Linked DNA regions of Homo sapiens: region 2 is linked to region 1. Evidence: read pairs that join two places in POLR2A ChIA-PET (ENCODE). Cell type or tissue: OCI-LY7. All regions are shown on one strand. Links, peaks and the distances in the headings refer to the core of each region. The heading gives the core; the rest is flanking DNA.

Region 1 (9,391 bases), core at 661-8,660:
TACACGTGAAAGGGAACACTTCAAACATGTAAGAAAACATACAGGAGAAAACATATTCGTGACCTAAGGAAGGGAAGAATTTCTTAAACACAAAAGCACAAACCGTAATGGAAAAGAATGATGCATTAGATTGCACTTAGATTCACAATTTGCGTACAATAAAAATCCCACAATTAAGGTGAAAAGTTAAGTCACAGTCTGAGAAAAGATACTCTATCCAGAATAAAGCACTTCAACAAAACTGTAAGACAACATTTCAGCAGAAATACGGGCCAAGACTACGAACAGGCAAGGCAGCTCACAGAAGAGAAAAAGAGAGCTCTGGGCACTGCAGGTGGGAGGGCCCTGTGGCACAAGCCCAGGAGAAGCCTGCAGCAGTCAGTCAAAGCTCTGACACCACAGGGCATTTAAAGAAACGCAGAGCAGCAGCAGGCCCAATAACCACACTCCCAAGGAGAGCCTTGCTGCTGCTGTCCCTGACCCACCTCCCAAGGCAGGGAGACGGGACCACACGGGGAGGAGGCCTCCTCACCAACCAGGTCCCTTCAGCTGATGAGGCCACTGACAGGATGCACCAAGCCTCAGAGGGGGCTCCAAGTGTCCAGACAGGATCATTCCATGCACCCCTTCGCAGGCCATCAGAAACCTTTTGTGATTACCTCCCGTCAGAGGAAAATCATCTCCAAAATGGCCTCCCACCCTGCAGCCCCAGGATGACACTTTCTAACTACCTCTTGGCACTAACGCTAAACCCAAGTTCTTGATCAAACTCAAGAGACTGGCTCTGTTGGTGTCTGTCCAGCAGTATATAACAGCACGACCTAACTAAGACATACTTTTAAAAATTCTCTCCCGAAAGAAGGTCTGTCCTCTATGATTCCGGCAAGAAGGTTGGCTTCTCGGAGATGATGGTCAGGGGAAAGTGTTCCAAAATATACAATGTGTTACCTATTTTAACCATAATGAAATGTGTCAAGGTTATAACTACTTTCTTAGGATGGGGAAAAATGCAGAAATATTGCCAGCTGTATTCTGCTTAAAACAGCGTGAAACCCTCAAACAGCTTTCCTCGCTGCAAAAATCCGTGACGACAGAGAGATCCCGTAGGCCCAGTGAGCTGTCCCCTATGTGCTGGGGTTGGGGGGATAGTATAAGGCACACAGGGATTGAAGAGTTCACTCAAGATCACATTTAGGATTTAAAATGTATCTTTGTGACTTTGTAATTAAAAATTACATGGCCACTCCCTGTATGCTTGAAAATGTCCACTTCCCTAAAGTTCAAACAACAAAAAAAGTAAGAGTGATTAGCAGACATTTAAAAGCAAGTCTAGGGGTGGACAAGTACAGGCAAGAATACTGCTCTTTCACTCAAGTACGTGCTTTAGAACATTAGTTCAGAAAAAAGCTAACAGTTCATATTAGAAAGTGTATTCTTTTTCTTGGGCAAAAGATCTAGCAATTACCTCTGCTCCTCACAACTGCCAGGAGTTTATCAACCTAAAGACAATACAACCTCAATAATTTTTTTCACCATTAACTGGTATCAGATTGTGCAATCTGCAGGCAAAGGGTGCAGCAACAACACAGGAAAGTCCAAAGCCAGTCCATCTTCTCTACAACTGCTACAGAGAAAACATCTACAAGCGGACTTCCTTCGGCAAATTTCATTTATGTGTCACGGTAACTCAGAAGTTGCACGACAACTATTCTGAAAGCAACAACTATATTATAAACTCACAGATTAAAGTAACTATCTGAACAGTCAAGGTACACAACAAATGCGAAGTCAAATGCTATTGGCTTTTTTATACCATGATTCCTTTTATAAATTCAAAACACGTTAAGTTTCTAATCTGTGTAGGTCATTATGACCAGAAGAGAAGAGCCAGGCCTTTGCAAAAACAAATAGGGAGATATCCTACATTCTTGCAATTACATCTGTGGAATCAGCAGAAGTCAGACAAGATGATTTTCTGGATAATCAAGAAAATATCACCATGACCATCAGCAACCCATTATCTTTTCTTTAGGCCCCAAATGCCATTATTTATTAACTAAGTATTAGGACAAAAGTATGGAAGAGCCGGGCGCCGTGGCTCACGCCTGTAATCCCAGCATTTTGGGAGGCTGAGGCAGGCAGATCACAAGGTCAAGAGTTCGAGACCAGCCTGGCCAGCATGGTGAAACCTCGTCTCTACTAAGAATACAGAAATTAGCCTAGCGTGGTGGCGCCTGCCTATAATCCTAGCTACTCGGGAGGCTGAGGCAGGAGAATTGCTTGAACCCAGGAGGCGGAGGTTAAAGTGAGCCGAGATGGCGCCACTGCACTCCAGCCTGGGAGACAGAGCAAGACTCTCTCTGGGGGGAGAAAAAGTACAGAAGATATGCGCTCAAAGCCAAGAAAAGGTAATAAAGGGGAACTGAATTTTTTTTTTAATCTAAGGCTAAAAATGTAGAATAATACCAACTTCAACCCTCAAAGAGGATATCATCTCTAGTTTCCTATGATACGCTCAGAACTAATGACAAAATTGACAAAATTAAGTTTTTCCCATGGTAAAGAATTCTGTTCTTACCTCATAAGACCAGACACACTGCACCCCTGCAAACCTCCGGACACACCTTCCCACCTCCACGTCCTCATGGGTGGTGTACATCTCCCGGAGACACTTGCCAATGTGCGGCACCATTCTCCGAAGCACCTCCCGGCTCATGATCACGCCAGGCCCCCCCATGCAGAAGTTCTCACCAGGCTCCAGGGCCAGTTTTCCCATTTCTTCCGTGGTGCCCAGGCCTGTCTGCCCAAGAAAGAGGGGCTCGCTGCTGTTCAAACTCCTCAGGAAGTTCTCCAGACGGTCTCCTTTGATGTACACGTCATCATCTGCTCTCATAAACCATTCATACTTGTCCAAGTAGTGGTCGTGCATGTACTTGAGCATCATGAAGGACTTCTTCTGGGGCGGGTAGGAGTCGTCCACACCCCGTAGTGGCACTACTGGAATTGGTACAGATGTGTCAGAACCCTCACTTGAGAAGAACTGAACTTTCCCAGGAATTGTCTTGGACCATGTTCTGGAATTAAAATAAATATCAGTTAGAGAACAGTTTATTCCAAGCTGATTTTCAGGAATTCACGTTATCTGCTCATCTTGTATCGCCGTGTTCAATGGAATGATAAAAAGCTACTTGGCCTGCTTGGTTCCTCTTAACGAAAGCCCAGGTTACCGCGTATTGCAAAGTCTAAATTAACTTTCAAAAGAACCCCAACAAAAAATGAAGAAGTGTTAAAACTGTTCTGGGATAACTAAGTTTTAGTTATGGCTGAAAACCAAACTGCCAGGGGACCAAGGTCTGGGTATACAGATTAATTTTGTGATACTATCAACTCCCTACCTAAGAACTTCTCAACTCTATAAAACAAAAAACAAAATCAAATGGTTCACTCAAAAAATTTTCTTTGAACCAAGTGCCAAGTATGTGCTAAGCTAAAGGGATGTGGTGGTGAACAAAAACGTGATCCCCAACTCACAGAGAGGACATCAGGAGAGACAGACACTTACCAGAATAATGAGACTAATGTATATATTATTATGAACTAAGAGAAGTACTCCCAAAGGGCAGAGCACAGGACATGAGCTGAACCAACAGAACAGGGAGCCTTCCCCTGAAACAGGGTAAACATCAAGGAATGCAGGGCACGAGAGCGCTGTCATGAGGCGAGGAAGAAGGCTGATACGGTTTGGCTGTGTCCCCACCCAAATCTCATCTTGAATGATAGCTCCCACAGTTCCCACATGTTGCGGGAGGGACCCAGGGGAAGGTAAGTGGATCACGGGGGCAGCTTCCCCCACACTGTTCTCATGGTCAGGAGTGAGTCTCATGAGATCTCATAGTTTTACAAGGGGTTTCCCTTTTTGCTTGGCTCTCATTCTCTCTTGTCTGCCACCAAGTAAGACGTGCCTTTCACTTTCCACCATGATTGTGAGGCCTCCCCAGCTATGTGGAACTGTGAGTCCATTAAACCTCTGTTTCTGGGCCGGGCATGGTGGCTCAAGCCTGTAATCCCTGTACTTTGGGAGGCCGAGGCGGGCGGATCATGAGGTCAGGAGATTGAGACCATCCTGTCTAACACGGTGAAACCCCGTCTCTACTAAAAATACAAAAACAAAATTAGCCGTGCGTGCTGGCGGGCGCCTGTAGTCCCAGCTACTAGCGAGGCTAAGGCGGGAGAATGGCATGAACCCGGAAGGCGAAGCTTGCAGCGAGCCGAGATCGTGCCACTGCACTCCAGCCTGGGAGACAGAGCAAGACTCTGTCTCAAAAAAATAAATAAATAAAATAATTTTAAAAACCCCTCTGTTTCTTTATAAATTACCTATTTTGGTATGTCTTTATCAGCAGTGTGAGAACAGACTAATATAGAGGCAAATGTGGCCGGGGGCAGTGGCTCATGCCTGTAATCCCAGCACTTTAGGAGGCCGAGGCAGGCAGATCACAAGGTCAGGAGTTCAAGACCAGCCTGGCCAACATGGTGAAACCCCATCTCTACTAAAAAAAAAAATACAAAATTTAGCCAGGCATGGTGGCGTGTGCCTGTAATCCCAGCTACTCAGGAGGCTGAGGCAGAAGAATTGCTTGAACCCGGGAGGCAGAGGTTGCAATGAGCCGAGATCGCACCACTGCACTCCAGCCTGGACAAAAGAGCAAGACTCCATCTAAAAAAAAAAAAAAAAAAAAAAAAAACAGAGGCAAATGTGCAAGGCCTGGCAGAGTACACTAGAGATGCAGGCCTCTATGTTGCAAGAGCCACAGGAAGCCTCTAGAGGGAATGCGGCAGAAGACAAGATTAAGGCCCACACATTTTGAACTCCCTAGGAATGGAGAAGAAGGCCGAAGGAAGCCAGAGTGGACACAGGAAGACCACTGAGTAAACTACTGCAGCAGCCCAGACCCGGGTTTAAGAGACAACGGTTGCCCATCAACAGAGGGAAGATGAGTGGTCAATTGCGAGGAAACCACATAAAGGGTTTAAGAGACAACGGTTGCCCGTCGACAGAGGGAAGATGAGTGGTCAACTGCGAGGAAACCACGTAAAGGGTGTAAGAGACAACGGTTGCCCATCGACAGAGGGAAGATGAGTGGTCAACTGCGAGGAAACCACGTAAAGGCTGCTTCTGCTGAGCAGCTAATTGAAGGCTATCATATCGCACTTTCCCTCCTACTTTCTTCACGTTCTGTATTCAGATCTAAAGTTGTTTGGCTATAATAATTCATTCATACAGACTACTTCCAAGAAAAATGTATCGTGGAGAATAAATAAAATAGTAAATTTAATCTTAAAATAAAAAAAGCAGTTATCAAATGATGTTCTTTCAAATATTTTTTATTTTACCTGTTACAAGTGTATTTATTATAGTGAAAAATTACTTGAAGGATCAATGAAACCCCCACACATCTTTAAGGGAAAGTCTTAGGAGAGAAATATCTGAAAAGATACACACCAAATCTCTGCGGAAGAGGTACACAAGGAGGAAAATTGGGAGGAGCTGGAATGTGTGTGGACAAAGGTGACTTTCACTTTTTATTCTATGCATCTCTATATTGAAGGACAACTGCATAAGTATCATATTGTTTTTTTTAAAAAAAATTGTGATAAAATATACATAACATAAAACTTACCATCTTAACCATTTCTAAATGTAAAGTTCAGCAGCATTCAGTGTTGTGAAACCATCGGCACCATCCATTTCCAGAACTTTTTTCATCTTGCAAAACTGAGATTCTAAATATTTACTTTTGTAATTTTAAAAAGAACTTACAATGAAGCACTTGGAAAACAAATGACTGGCTTTTATTTCTCTTCCAAACCCAAATATGAGGAATACAAAACAACTTCGAATGTATCTCTTTCAAGTAGAGGCAAAATTCAATGGAATTCGACTTTCTGCCAACACGCCTCTCAAAAAGTGCAAGGATTAAATATATACATTTTTTCATCACATTTAGGATGTTAACTGGAAGATGCACCATTGTTTTATCTATCAACAAATTTAAAAAATACTGCCAATCATAATCCCATGACGCCGGTAACTATAAAATGCATCCTAATTTCTGAGATGTCAAAATCACAGAATGGATATAAGATGGTGTTGTTAATGTTTTCCCTTAGTGCCTATGGATTTAAAATGGACCTGTATTCTTACGCCACTTAAATAACTCATTAACAAAGAACAAGAATAACAACAAAAAACAAATTCAGCCCAGACATTCATTCCACGGTTATTAACAGATACTGTTCTAGGTACTGCACTTCATTTTCACAAAGGATATGCTCCTGAAGAAAAAGGATGTAGAATAAACGTAGAGATGTGGAAATTAATTTAAAGAAAAACCAATCCCACCTACAAAGGGACAAGTCCTTTTGCAAATGCGACAATGTGTGAATGTGTGACAAGCTATACAGAGTCTTCTGATGCGGTGACATATGGAGGGGAGATAACTTCTCAGAACTCCTCCAGCCTTGGGAAGTTAGTAAGGACAAAATTATAGTGCAATGACCCCCCATTCAAGTCGAGGAGCCCCTGATAATGCTCTCTTTATAGAGAAATGTTTTTCATTTGGCAGTCGCAACAATTCTTTGAAAATGTAAATAATTTCAGTGCTTGGCACATAATAGAGGTCACTAAATGTGTGCACTGAATACTGCCCACTCATGTACAATAAGTAACTTAATGGTGCCACACGTGTTTGCAAAAGGTCAGAAATCATTTCTATCTTGTACTTTGAGAAATTTTCAACCTAGGAAGCCATGAAAATACTAAAACACTGTAATGTTATTTGGGAGATGGGGTGGGCGAGACAATTCCTGCCTTCAAAGAACAACCAACTAAGGAGGCGAATCTACAGCATCACCGCAAGAGCTGGCTCTGGAATCAGGCCATGGGGGCGAGAACTCCAGCTCCACTTGGGACAAGTTACTCTGTGCCTCAGTTTCCTTATCTGTAAACGGGGGTTGTTGTGAGGGTTAAATGAGCTCTCTGTAAACAGCTTAGAAGCCTGCCTGGCACTATGTAAGTATGACTTATTATTAAGGAAGACAAGAGTTTGCAAATCAAATAAGGTAGTGAAAGAACAGGAAAGTGTGGGCTCCACGTGGACTAGTCAGTCTCAGGAGCACACGGAGCAAAGGTAATGTGGAAAATGCTTCTTAAAACCTGAGCCTCAAGCTATGTACTGAAATCCTCTTTTACTATCAACTTCAGACAATGTTACAGGAAAGAGGCCTAACTGCAAATTTCACGAGCATTTCGCGGTAGAGCACGAGAAACTTCCCTACTAGACTGAGGATGAAGCTTCATTATAGTTTGGCCCTGCTTCCCGTGTACCCCACCAGGAAGAACACAGTGAAAGAGGCCCCAGCAGTACAACCAGCACAGACGCAATTAATGTCTCAACTATGACTGAAATGGTGTAATTTGCCCAAGAAGAGAAACCAATTAATTTTAAAAACAGTCTAACCTCAACCCTACAGTTTTATGGTAACTCCACCCAATTATTATCTGTTCCTTTTTAGGTAACTCAGGGAAAAACCTCATGTTGTCCTTTTCTGTTCTAAATGACTGGTGGTTGGTTTGAGGGAAATCTCTCAATGTCAAGTCTTTGTAAACCCTCCAATCTTAAGAAATTATAATCTTTTCAATTAGGGTCCTTTAACTTGAAGAGCTCCACAAAGTGAACGAGTTCAGGAACATAAATCGTGATTCACCACCATCCTGAGGAGGAGGAGGGGATGCATTAATAATTTCAAATAATTGAAGGGAATGCTCCCAAAGAAGCAAGCTGTCCCCTCTTCTGCAATATCAACAAGTCCAGTTCCTTCATTTTCATAAGCAAACGTCAGCTTTGCCATCAACACATTTGTTACCGGGAGCAAAGAACTCTCACTTAATTGAAATGACAAAACGTTTGCAGAGGCCTTGCCAGAAAAAGCTCATTTTCAATGAACTGATGTCCAACCCTTGCTCAAGCCCAGATAAGACAGCTGAAACTTGAGAGTGCCAAGTGAATCCTCCATCACTCTAGGTTTCTAAACGCTATTCCTACACTGAGTCAAATCACAGTTAAGTAATTCAGCTGGACCAGTATTAGCTTAGCTAAGGAATGCCTTTGCTGGTTAGGACTTAACCCATTTATGTCAGAGGTTGCGATTTTTTTGTGTGGAAAAAAAATCAGACTTTGGTGATAACCTTGAGCGGGATATAAATAACTCCCACAAGCTTAGCGTTCCAATAATGGAACTCTAGGCATAAATGGGTTAATATCATAGTCTCCATTTCCATTCAGTGTTGTTTTAAGAAAAACTACATAAAATACACTTCTGTACAAAACTGCATCTATAGCATGACTCTTGTCCTAGGTAAATATTCATAATATACGGGTAAGCTTAAAAAGCAGGCAACAGTATATACTTGTGATGTGGCTTACCAAGGGAACAAAAGTACATATACAAAAATAAAATAACGTACAACTCCACCCCCAAAGTATTCACCGTGGTTATTTTTGGATGGGAAAACCAGAAAGGATTTAATAGTCTTTTTTTTTGTTTTCTGAGACGGAGTCTGGCCCTGTCGCCCAGGCTGGAGTGCAACAGCGTGATTTCACTGCAACCTCCGTCTCCCAGGTTCAAACGATTCTCCTGCCTCAGCCTCCCGAGTAGCTGGGATTACAGGCACCTGCCACCACGCCCAGCTAATTTTTGTACTTATAGTTGAGACAGGGTTTCACCATGTTGGTCAGGCTGGTCTCGAACTCCTGACCTTGTGATCCGCCCACCTCGGCCTCCCAAAGGGCTGGGATTACCGGCGGAAGCCATTGCGCCCGGCCAATAGTCTTCCTTGTGTTTTCTAAATTTTCTAAGTTTTCTGCAACAGGTATATTTAGAGCTGGAAAAAAAGTTTTAACTGGGCAAAAGCTTTGAGGCTAACAAGCAACCAAAGAAATCAAAACATGTAACAACAGAGAATTTTTACTTTTGTAATAAAATTTTTTTATCCAACAAGAAAAACTGAAAGAAAAATGGAGTAAGATTGAGTCGTTTCAATTGTGATTTTTAAGCTTTAATAGTTATTCTACTAGTTACCATTAAAAAGGTGGGGAGATTTTCTGTGAGTTCCCCAAAATCACTATTACATGTGCTGTCTGATGGCTACACGGCAGTCAGTTTAAAAGGACTCATGATAAAATCATCTTGGAAGTTAAAGAAGGGAGGATATGGGTTTTTCTCTCTGTAGAACTGATGGATAATAGGAATTAAGGGTATATACAGCTGTTCCTTATCATCCAAGAGGGAATGATCCCAGGACCCCAAAATCCACAGACGCTTTAGTCCC
Region 2 (9,391 bases), core at 956-8,955, 110 kb before region 1:
CCGTCCACCCGCGGCTCACTGGGTAGGCTGATGTGGCTCTCTAAGTGCCCTGGCTAAGTGCTCTCTGACCTAAACAGATCCCAGGTCCTAGAGCAGCCCCTGGGGAAGCCCTGCACCTCACAATGTTGACACCTTTGAACTCTGTTGCCACTTAAAAGTCACTGGAACCTGGGACCCTGAACACCAGGGGGCCAGGGGAGTCAGCCGGCGGCAGCCCATGGCAAGGCCACCAAGCTGGGGCTGGGCAGCTGGGAAGGAGGGGCTCTGAGGCAGGTGCTCAGCCCACCTGGGAGGGCTGGCGGAGGTTCCTGAGGTAGCACCAGCTTTGGGCAGCAAAAGCCGGTAGCACTGAGACACTCCGGGGGACACGTATCACCAAGGCCCATCCTGCCCCTGACCTAGCTGGGCGTTATTATGGAAGGTATCTCCTTTTCTGTCCTCTCCCACCCTCTGAAAATATCTTCAGAGAATCAGTATGAAGAGAAATAGTTCCCCTCACTATTCCATAATACAGCCCTTTTACATATTTTATCCCATCTGATGTTCACAACAGCCCCACCCTCACTCCCATTGCTTGGGTCTCTGTGCTGCTTCTCAAACACCCCAAGTCCTTTTCTGCCCCAGGACATTTGCACGTGCTCTTCCTCTTGATATTAATACTCTTCCCCATGTCTCATTCCCTCTCTTCATTCAGGCCTCTATTAAATGTCCTCTTCTCTGAAGATGCTTACTTTACAACCATGTGTGACTATCCAGGAAAATTCTCCTGTTCTTAGGAAACACTCTGGCATGTTCAGAGATTGCAGTGAATTAAAATGTCAGAGATTCTTTGCAGATTCCTTCCATCTTCTCCCATCAAGAGGCACAGGCTAGTTCCCCACCCCTCTAATCTGGCCAAGCCTTGCAACTTGCTGTGACTCATAAAGAGTGGCACAAGAGACACCATGTGACTCCAAATAAGGCCTTAAGGGGCCTTCCATCTTCGCTTTTGTCCCTCTGGAACTCCGGTCCCTGTGAGAAGCCCGAGCCAGCCTGCCGGAGGGGCACATGGAGGAGAACCAAGGCCCCCAGGCCAACTGCCCCAGCTAAGTGCTGGGGACGTGAGGAGGACAGTTGGGACCCGTCACAAAGTTTAGAGTGATTTTTAGGAAGGAATGTCAAACTGTAACAAGAGGGAAGAACAAAGGCCTGCCACTTAAATTTTTGAAAATAAGAAGTTGAGGGAAAACAGAAATAAAACTTCAAGTAGCTACATCTATGGTCAATTGATTTGCAAGAAGTGTGTCAAGATAAGTTGATGGGGAAAGAATCATCTTTTCAAAAAATGGTGCTGAAACAAAAGGATGGATTTGGACTACTGTCTCACACGACATTAAAAAATTTACTCAAAATGGATCAAAGACTTAAATGTAAGAGCTAAAACTTAAAAACATCTCAGAAGCAAACAGACGTCAATCTCCTTGACCTTGGATTAGGCAATGGTTTCTTTAGATTAGATACCATCAGCAACAAAAGAAAGCAAACCACCAAGAAAGTGAAAGAACGATACAAATAATGAGACAAAATACTTGGAAATAATGTATCTGATGAAGACTTCCTTCTAGGATGTATAAAGAATTCTTAAAACTCAGTAATAAAAAGACAAAATAACCCAATTCAAAAATGACTGAAGGAATTGAATAGACATTTCTCCAAAGAAGACATACAAAAATGGCCAATAATCACATCAAAAGTCATTGGAAAGGCAAATCAAAACCACAGAGGCTGGGTGCAGTGATTCATGCCTGTAATCCCAGCACTTTGGGAGGCCAAGGCGGGCAGATCACTTGAGGTCAGGAGTTCGAGACCAGCCTGGCCAACATGGCGAGAGCCCATCTCTACAAAAAAATACAAAAAAATTAGTTGAATGTGGTGGCAGGTGCCTGTAGTCCAAGCTACTCAGGAGGTTGAGGCAGGAGAATCGCTTGAACCTGGGAGTGGGGGGATTGCAATGAGCCAAGATTGCACCACTGCACACCAGCCTGGGTGACAGAGCAGAACTCTGTCTCTGGGAAAAAAAAAAAAAAAAAAAGGAACCGCAGTGAGAGACCATTTCACACCTACTAGAATGACTCTAATTTTTAAAGGGCAGCTAAGCGTTAGTGAGGATGTGGAGAAATTGCTGGGACTGGATATACACTCACAAAAGGACGAATCCCTTGGCGGTTGTTCAAAACGTTAAACATAGTTTCCACATGACCAGCAATTCCACTCGTAGGTCTATGCCCAGGAAAAATGAAAACCTCCATTCACACAAAATCTTCTACATGAATCTTCATGGGAGCATGATTCACAATGGCCAAAAGGTGACAATAACCCAAATGCCTAGCAGCTGACGAATGGAGAAGAAAATCTGGTATAGCCATACAAGGGAATATGATTCAGGAAGGAAAGCAAAAGGAAGGGAATTCTGACATGCTACAATATGGAAGAACCTTGAAAACATTACGCTAAGGGAAAGAAACCAAATGCAGAAGTCACCTATTATATGATTTCACTTCTATTAAATTCTGAGAATAGGCAAATCCATGAAGACATAGACTAGTGGCTGCCCAGGGCTGAGGGAAGTGAAGAGTGACTGCTCGTGGTATGGGGTTTATTTTTCAGGTGACAAAGATATTCTAGAATTAGATAGCAGTGAAAGCTGTACAACCTTGTGAGTACGGTTAAAGGAAAAAGAAAAAGCAAACACTGAATTGTATACTTTAAAACAGTGAATTTTATGGTATATCAATTATATTTCAGTAAATGAGACAAAACATCTGCAAAAGATAAAACTTGGGCAACTACTATATTTTCTCTAATATTTAATTTTCTTGATTTGTTCCTTAGTTTTAAATTAATAATTTAAAAAGAACATGTTTCCAATTTTAAATATATCATTCCAATGTAGTAAAATATTTCATATATGAACTAAAATGTCCCCTCACCTTGCAGTTTGTGCTCTTGTACTGTTTTTTGGGGTTGTTAGTTTGTTTTTGAGACTGAGTCTCACACTGTCACCCAGGCTGGAGTGCAGTGGCGCGATCTCGGCTCACTGCAACCTCTGCCTCCTGAGTTCAAGGGATTCTCCTGCCTCAGACTCCCGAGTAGCTGGGATTACAGGCGGCTGCCACCACGCCCAGCTAATTTTTTGTATTTTTAGTAGAGACAGGGTTTCACCATGTTGGTCTGGCTGGTCTTGAACTCCTGACCTTGTGATCCGCCCACTTCGGCCTTCCAAAGTGCTGGGATTACCGGCAGGCATGAGCCACCGCTCCTGGCCTCTTATACTGTTTTAAATGTTAAACACAAACAAGACTTCAATGGTCACACAGAATACAGAATTGAAGTAACTTAAGTTCCGAATCTTCCTCTTTCCGATCACTGTGCTATTGTTGCTTCGTCAAATCTGCTGTTTAAATGTAGGAATTCACAGCACCCTGGGGCACTGGAGACGTGAATGATGTCCAAAGTGGCTTCAGACGGCTCACAACTTACTTTTGAAAAGCACATTTCTGGACCGACTTTATACCTGGGAGTTCTGAAATTAACTTTCACTTGGAATACAAAGCTTATCAAAGGATAATAAATAAAATCATGTTGATTTGAAGTATATATATATATACATAAACCCTCACAATTGTTTAGAATTTAGATCAACAAAATATTTTCCCTGGCAGGAGTATTTAATCATGCCTGGTAATTAGAAAAACAAACAACAGCAACAAAAACACCAGTCGTCTGACTTAGTAGATTTTATTATTGTGACTTCAGTGACAGTGTGTCACCTCGCTGCCTGAACCCAGGCCCACAGCTCCCACTACCCCGCCCTCACTTTCTATTTCCCTAGCGCTTTGAAGATTCCATTTTACCCACCGCAGGAGAACATTATGAGGCTAGGTAATATAATCCCCATTTGACAGATGAGAAAGCAGGGGGCCCAGAGAGGCTTATCCAAGGGCCAGCAGGAGGGGACAGAGCCTAGAAGCTGGTTCTGCAGGGCTCAGCTCCCACTTCTCAGGGCACAGTCCCGACTAGCCCCTCTTATTAGTGACCGTGGGTGGGTCTACTCCCCACAGTTCCGGCTGCCAGACTTACCCAGGCTGTGCCTCATCCTCGCAGTACCTACCTGCTCTCAGCTTGGAAAGAACCTGGAAATTCATTCACACCCAGGTTCTGAGGGCTGCTAACAGGCTTCTTTCCCAAGAGGTAATTGCCTTTATCAAAGAGGGTGCTCTTTAATGAGCTGAAAGAATGCCTCTGCAAGTCGGGCCTCCTCCCTAGGCTGCTGGGATCACTGGTACACATCTGTTCTCCCCCATCTCACCTCAGGAGTAGTTTGCTCCCCAGGGAGGAGCCCTGCCTGAGAGTAAATCCAAAGAGACGTCCCACAGTTAACTCAGCCTCAAAAGCATTTGGAGTTGCAAACTAAATGACATAGTCTCATGACTTGTGTCTGATTCTGTGGATCTAAGAAAATCCAGTTTCTCCCTAACTAACGCCAGCATCCTACAGCCTAGCCTCTGCCTGGTGAACACAGACAGCCTTGCCGGGGCCTGGCAGAAGGAGTGCTAAGAGGACAGGGCCTCACAGACCCTAGAAGTGGGTCTCACCCTTCTCAGCTCACTCAGATGCTTTGTCTCCAGAGTTCTCAGATTTACAAAGCTTAATGAGTGCCAATTTACTCATTATTGTCCTCCCAGGCCTCACAACGCATTAAAATCCTTCTGCACAGACAGATTAGGAGACAAGCCTAAGGAAAACGTACATCTGCTTTAAAAAAAAAAAAATGCAGTTTCAGGTTCCACTTTACATCAGCCAGGGTTTAGTTACAGGAAACAGAAACCACTCTAACAATTTTAAGCAAAAAGGGGTTTAGACAGGAAATTAGGGGCTTACCGTTTTATTGAGAGGCATGGGCCAGGCCTATTGGCGTGGTGCCCGGAAAAAGGCCTGGGGACCAGCCGGCTGGGCTCTGCTAGCCTGACTCCACTCAGCCAGGTGGGGGTCGGGAGGCTCCCAGTGCTGTACCATACCTGCCTCTTGACCCCACAAAGGGACTGAATGGACCCTGGAACGCTGCCACAGGAAAAACAACCACCACAACTTTGCTCGCCAGCAGAAACGGCCAAAAGCAGCAGGAGGAGAGTCTTGGCCTCTGAATCATAGTGGTGTGCGAAGAATTGGCAGGACTATGGATGTGCTGGAGCTGGCTCAGCCTAGTGACAGCCAACGGTGCACGGCAATTCCAATTCCAGGTCCAGGGACACCAGGGGATAGCAAGATTGAAATTGACCACAGTGGATATATTTACACCATGGAAATCAGCAAGCACTAACAGCCGGGTTGCTTTTGTTTTGTGTTGTTTTTTTGTTTTTTTTTGAGAGCTGGTTGTTAAACATTGACCACCGGGCATAACCCATTTCACATTTAGAACTCTAGCGGCAAGGGAAGCGGGAAAAGCAGTGGCTCACCTTCCAGCCTTTGAAGGAACAGCGAGGAGAGCACACAGAATGCTAGCTGCCAAGCCGTCCTCCATGACACACACTCCTAGGAATGTACCCTGCAGTAAATTTGCACATGTGTGAGGGATGAATGGCTGCTGATGCTGCACTTTGCTAGTAATTACGTGGAAGCAACATTTCTTAACGCAATTGCTCTTGAGCATATGTGAAGTTTATTAACCCTGGAGCTAGGGAATTGGCAAGGGGACAGAAGAGTGGGTTGGTTCAAAGATGGCTTGGAAATTGTTGATTTGTATCTACAGGGGGGAAAGAATGCTTGCATAAGCAGCTAATTAAGAAGAGGCAGCTAATAAGGTCAAGCTTACAGTTTCATTTAACATGATCGTTAAAACGTCATTTCCCTATCGGCTGGAACAAGCGAGGTTTGAGGCACAGTAATCTTGGGGGTGATTTCTAGAGAGGCCAACCTTTCATCCGAAATAATAAGAAACACATCCAAGGTGCACTTCATCTGTGGCTCTTAATTAGACAAAGCTACACGGTTTTGTGCCCCAGCTGAGCTGGACGAGAGCCCGTCAGCTCCAAGGCAGCAAGCATTGTCAAGCAGAGGTCACAGCAAAGCGCCAGGCAAGCAGGGTCTGCACTGGCCTCTGGGCTGCTCAAGCTTCTGGTTCTAAGGGACTGAATGTGCAGGTCGCCCAGCCCTCCGTATTGTTTTTATTTGACAATAGCCAAATATGGCAACAAGTTGCTATGCACTGAATTGTGTCCTCTCTAAATCCATATGTTGAAGCCTGAATCCTGCAGTGTGACAGTATTTGCAGATAGGGCTATTAGGAGGCAATCAGGGTTAGATGAGATCAGAAGGAGGTGGCCCTGATTCTCTAGGGCTGGTTTCCTCTTAAAAACAGGGAGAGATGCTGGGTGCAGTGGCTTGCACCTGTAATCCCAGCACTTTGGGAGGCCTAGGTGGGCAGATCACAAGGTCAAGAGATCGAGACCATCCTGGCCAACATGGTGAAACCCCATCTCTACTAACAAAAATTAGCTGGGTGTGGTGGCACATGCCTGTAATCCCAGCTACTTGGGAGGCTGAGGCAGGAGAATCGCTTGAACCTGGGAGGCAGAGGTCGCAGTGAGCCAAGATCGCACCACTGTACTCCAGCCTGGTGACAGAGCCAGACTCTGTTTCAAAAAAAAAAAAAAAAATAGGGAGAGACACCAGAGTGTTCCCTCTCTGCCTTTGAGGCTACAGCAAGAAGGCAGCCACCTATGAGCCAGGAAGAGAGCTCTCACCAGGAAACAGCTCTGATGGCACCTTGATCTTGGACTTCCAGCCTCCAGAACTGTGAGAAAATCAATGTCTGTTGTTTAAGCACCCCAGTTGGTGATATCTGTTAACAGCAGCCGGAGCTGACTAGCATACAAGCTAAATGTCCATTCATAGGGAACTGGTTGGAGTAAAGAGACAAGTCACAGAATGGAAGAAAATTTTGTAAATAATATATCTGATATGGGATTAATATCCAGGATATATGGAGAACTCCTGAAACTCAACAACAACAACAAACAACAAAACCCAATTTGAAAATGGGCAAAGGATTGAATAGATGTTTCCCCAAAGAAGATGGCCAACAAACACAGGAAAAGATGTTTAACTCACTAATCATTAGGGAAATGCAAATCAAAACTACGAGATACCACTGCTTACCCATTATGAGGGCTACTATTTAAAAAAAAAAACAGACAATAGCAAGTGTTGGCAAGGATGTGAAGAAATTGGAATTCTTGTGATGCTGGGAATGTAAGATGTTGCCGCTGTGTGGAAAATAGTACAGCAGTTCCTCAGAAAGTTAAAAATTGAATTACAATATGATCTAACAGTTTCACTTCTGGGTCTGTAGCCGAAAGAACGGAAAGCAGCATCTCAAAGAGAAATTTGTACACCAATGTTCATAGAAATGTTATTCACAACAGCTAAAATGTGGAAGCAAGCTGAGCATGCATGGATGAATGAATGGATAAAGAACATGGTAAATACAGACAATGAATATTACTCAGCCTTCAAAAGGAACAAAAGTCTGAGACACATTGCAGGAGGCATGAACCTTGAAGACATAATGCCGAGTGAAATAAGAAAGGACTGTGTGATTCCACTTGGATGAGATAACTGGAGGAGTCAAAATCATAGAGACAGAAGGAACAGTGGTTGCCAGGGGCTGGGCAAGGGAAGAGCGGTATGGGGAGTTAGTATTTAATGTGCACAGAGTTTTGATTTTATAGGATGAGAGTTCTGTGGAGGGGCTGGGCAAGGGAAGAGCGGCATGGGGAGTTAGTATTTAATGCGTACAGAGTTTTGATTTTATAGGATGAGAGTTCTGTGGAGGGGCTGGGCAAGGGAAGAGCGGCATGGGGAGTTAGTATTTAATGTGCACAGAGTTTTGATTTCATAGGATGAGAGTTCTGTGGAGGGGCTGGGCAAGGGAAGAGCGGCATGGGGAGTTAGTATTTAATGCGCACAGAGTTTTGATTTCATAGGATGAGAGTTCTGTGGAGGGGCTGGGCAAGGGAAGAGCGGCATGGGGAGTTAGTATTTAATGCGTACAGAGTTTTGATTTTATAGGATGAGAGTTCTGTGGAGGGGCTGGGCAAGGGAAGAGCGGCATGGGGAGTTAGTATTTAATGCGTACAGAGTTTTGATTTCATAGGATGAGAGTTCTGTGGAGGGGCTGGGCAAGGGAAGAGCGGCATGGGGAGTTAGTATTTAATGCGCACAGAGTTTTGATTTCATAGGATGAGAGTTCTGTGGATGAATAGTGGTGATGGTTGCACAACAGTGGGAATGTACTTAATATCACTGAACTGCACACCTAAAAAGGGTTGATATGTGATATGGTTTGGACTTGTGTCCCCGCCCAAATCTCATGTCAAATTGTAATCCCCAGTGTTTGAGGAGGGACCTGGTGGAAGGTGACTGGATCACGGGGGTGGATTCCCCCCTTGCTGTTCTTGTGACAGTGAGTTCTCACAAGACCTGGTTGTTTAAAAGTGTGTGACACCTCCCCCTTCACTCTCTTCCTCCTGCTCCAGCCACGTAAGACGTACCTCCTTCCTCTTTACCTGCTGCGATGATTGTAAGTTTCCTGAGGTCTCCCCAGCCATGCTTCCTGTACAGCCTGCAGAACCAGGAGCCAATTAAACCTCTTTTCTTTATAAGTAACCCAGTCTCAGGTACTTCTTTATAGCAATGCGAAAATGGACTAATACGATATGGTAAATTTTATGCTGTGTGTATTTTACCACAGTAAAATTTTTTTAATAGAGAGCTGGTTAAATATAGTGCATCTATCCAGGGCCTCATTGAATACCATGTGAAAGGTACTGCCTAGAGTTGTGCAAACAGCAGTATTGACTCCGATGATGAAATACCATGCCACCATTAACACAAAAGAGGTAGCTCTATATGCATAAGGAATGAGCTCTATAACATGTTAAGCCAAAAGAAAAGAAAGGAACAAATCATTATGTATAGTATGCTGCCATTCAGGTTAAAAGTGGTAAAAGGAGTCTATAAATGTATTTGCCTGACTAAGCAAAAATATCTCCCGAAAGATACTCAAGAAAATGGCCCCACTGGTTTTCTCCAGGAAAGAGTCACTAGACGCAGGAGCAGGAAAGGAGATTTTTACCAGATGCTTTTTGGTTCATTTTAAATTTTGTACTAATATACAACTATTGCCAACTCAAAAATATTTAATTTTTAAAAGATCGTTGCAGGAGTGAAAATACACCAGCCGTTGAAGCGTGTATGCGGCCCTGGAGACCGTGGGTTGGAGCGGATGCCTTAGGTATCTGCTTCGCTGTAGGGACTAACACCGGACTTCAGGGCTCGCAGGGGGCTGGAG

The links. Peaks named below come from ENCODE experiments on the same cell type or tissue, not always from the same donor. Only the 100,000 strongest peaks of a DNase experiment are listed, where the experiment ranks them.
Region 2: POLR2A ChIA-PET joins it to region 1 with 19 read pairs; 7 of 35 experiments call an interaction of 5 or more read pairs at or near these places.

The regions. Positions count from the first base shown.
Region 1 is chr15:101,232,504-101,241,894 of GRCh38, forward strand. It overlaps CHSY1 (chondroitin sulfate synthase 1), which reads right to left. Exons shown (of 3, transcript NM_014918.5): 2 at 2,579-3,074. Among named protein-coding and RNA genes, the nearest start is that of CHSY1, 15 kb to the right of the region's middle. RefSeq lists an enhancer at 7,341-7,390. In OCI-LY7, for the core only: no CTCF peak of the experiment used is centred there; no DNase peak of the experiment used is centred there.
Region 2 is chr15:101,122,804-101,132,194 of GRCh38, forward strand. The region is part of intron 1 of LRRK1-AS1 (LRRK1 antisense RNA 1); the gene reads right to left. Among named protein-coding and RNA genes, the nearest start is that of LRRK1-AS1, 24 kb to the right of the region's middle. RefSeq lists silencers at 4,053-4,102, 8,444-8,643 and enhancers at 4,393-4,442, 4,733-4,842, 5,053-5,222. In OCI-LY7, for the core only: no CTCF peak of the experiment used is centred there; a DNase peak (open chromatin) is centred at 4,888; H3K4me3 peaks cover 1,411 bases; H3K27ac peaks cover 1,690 bases.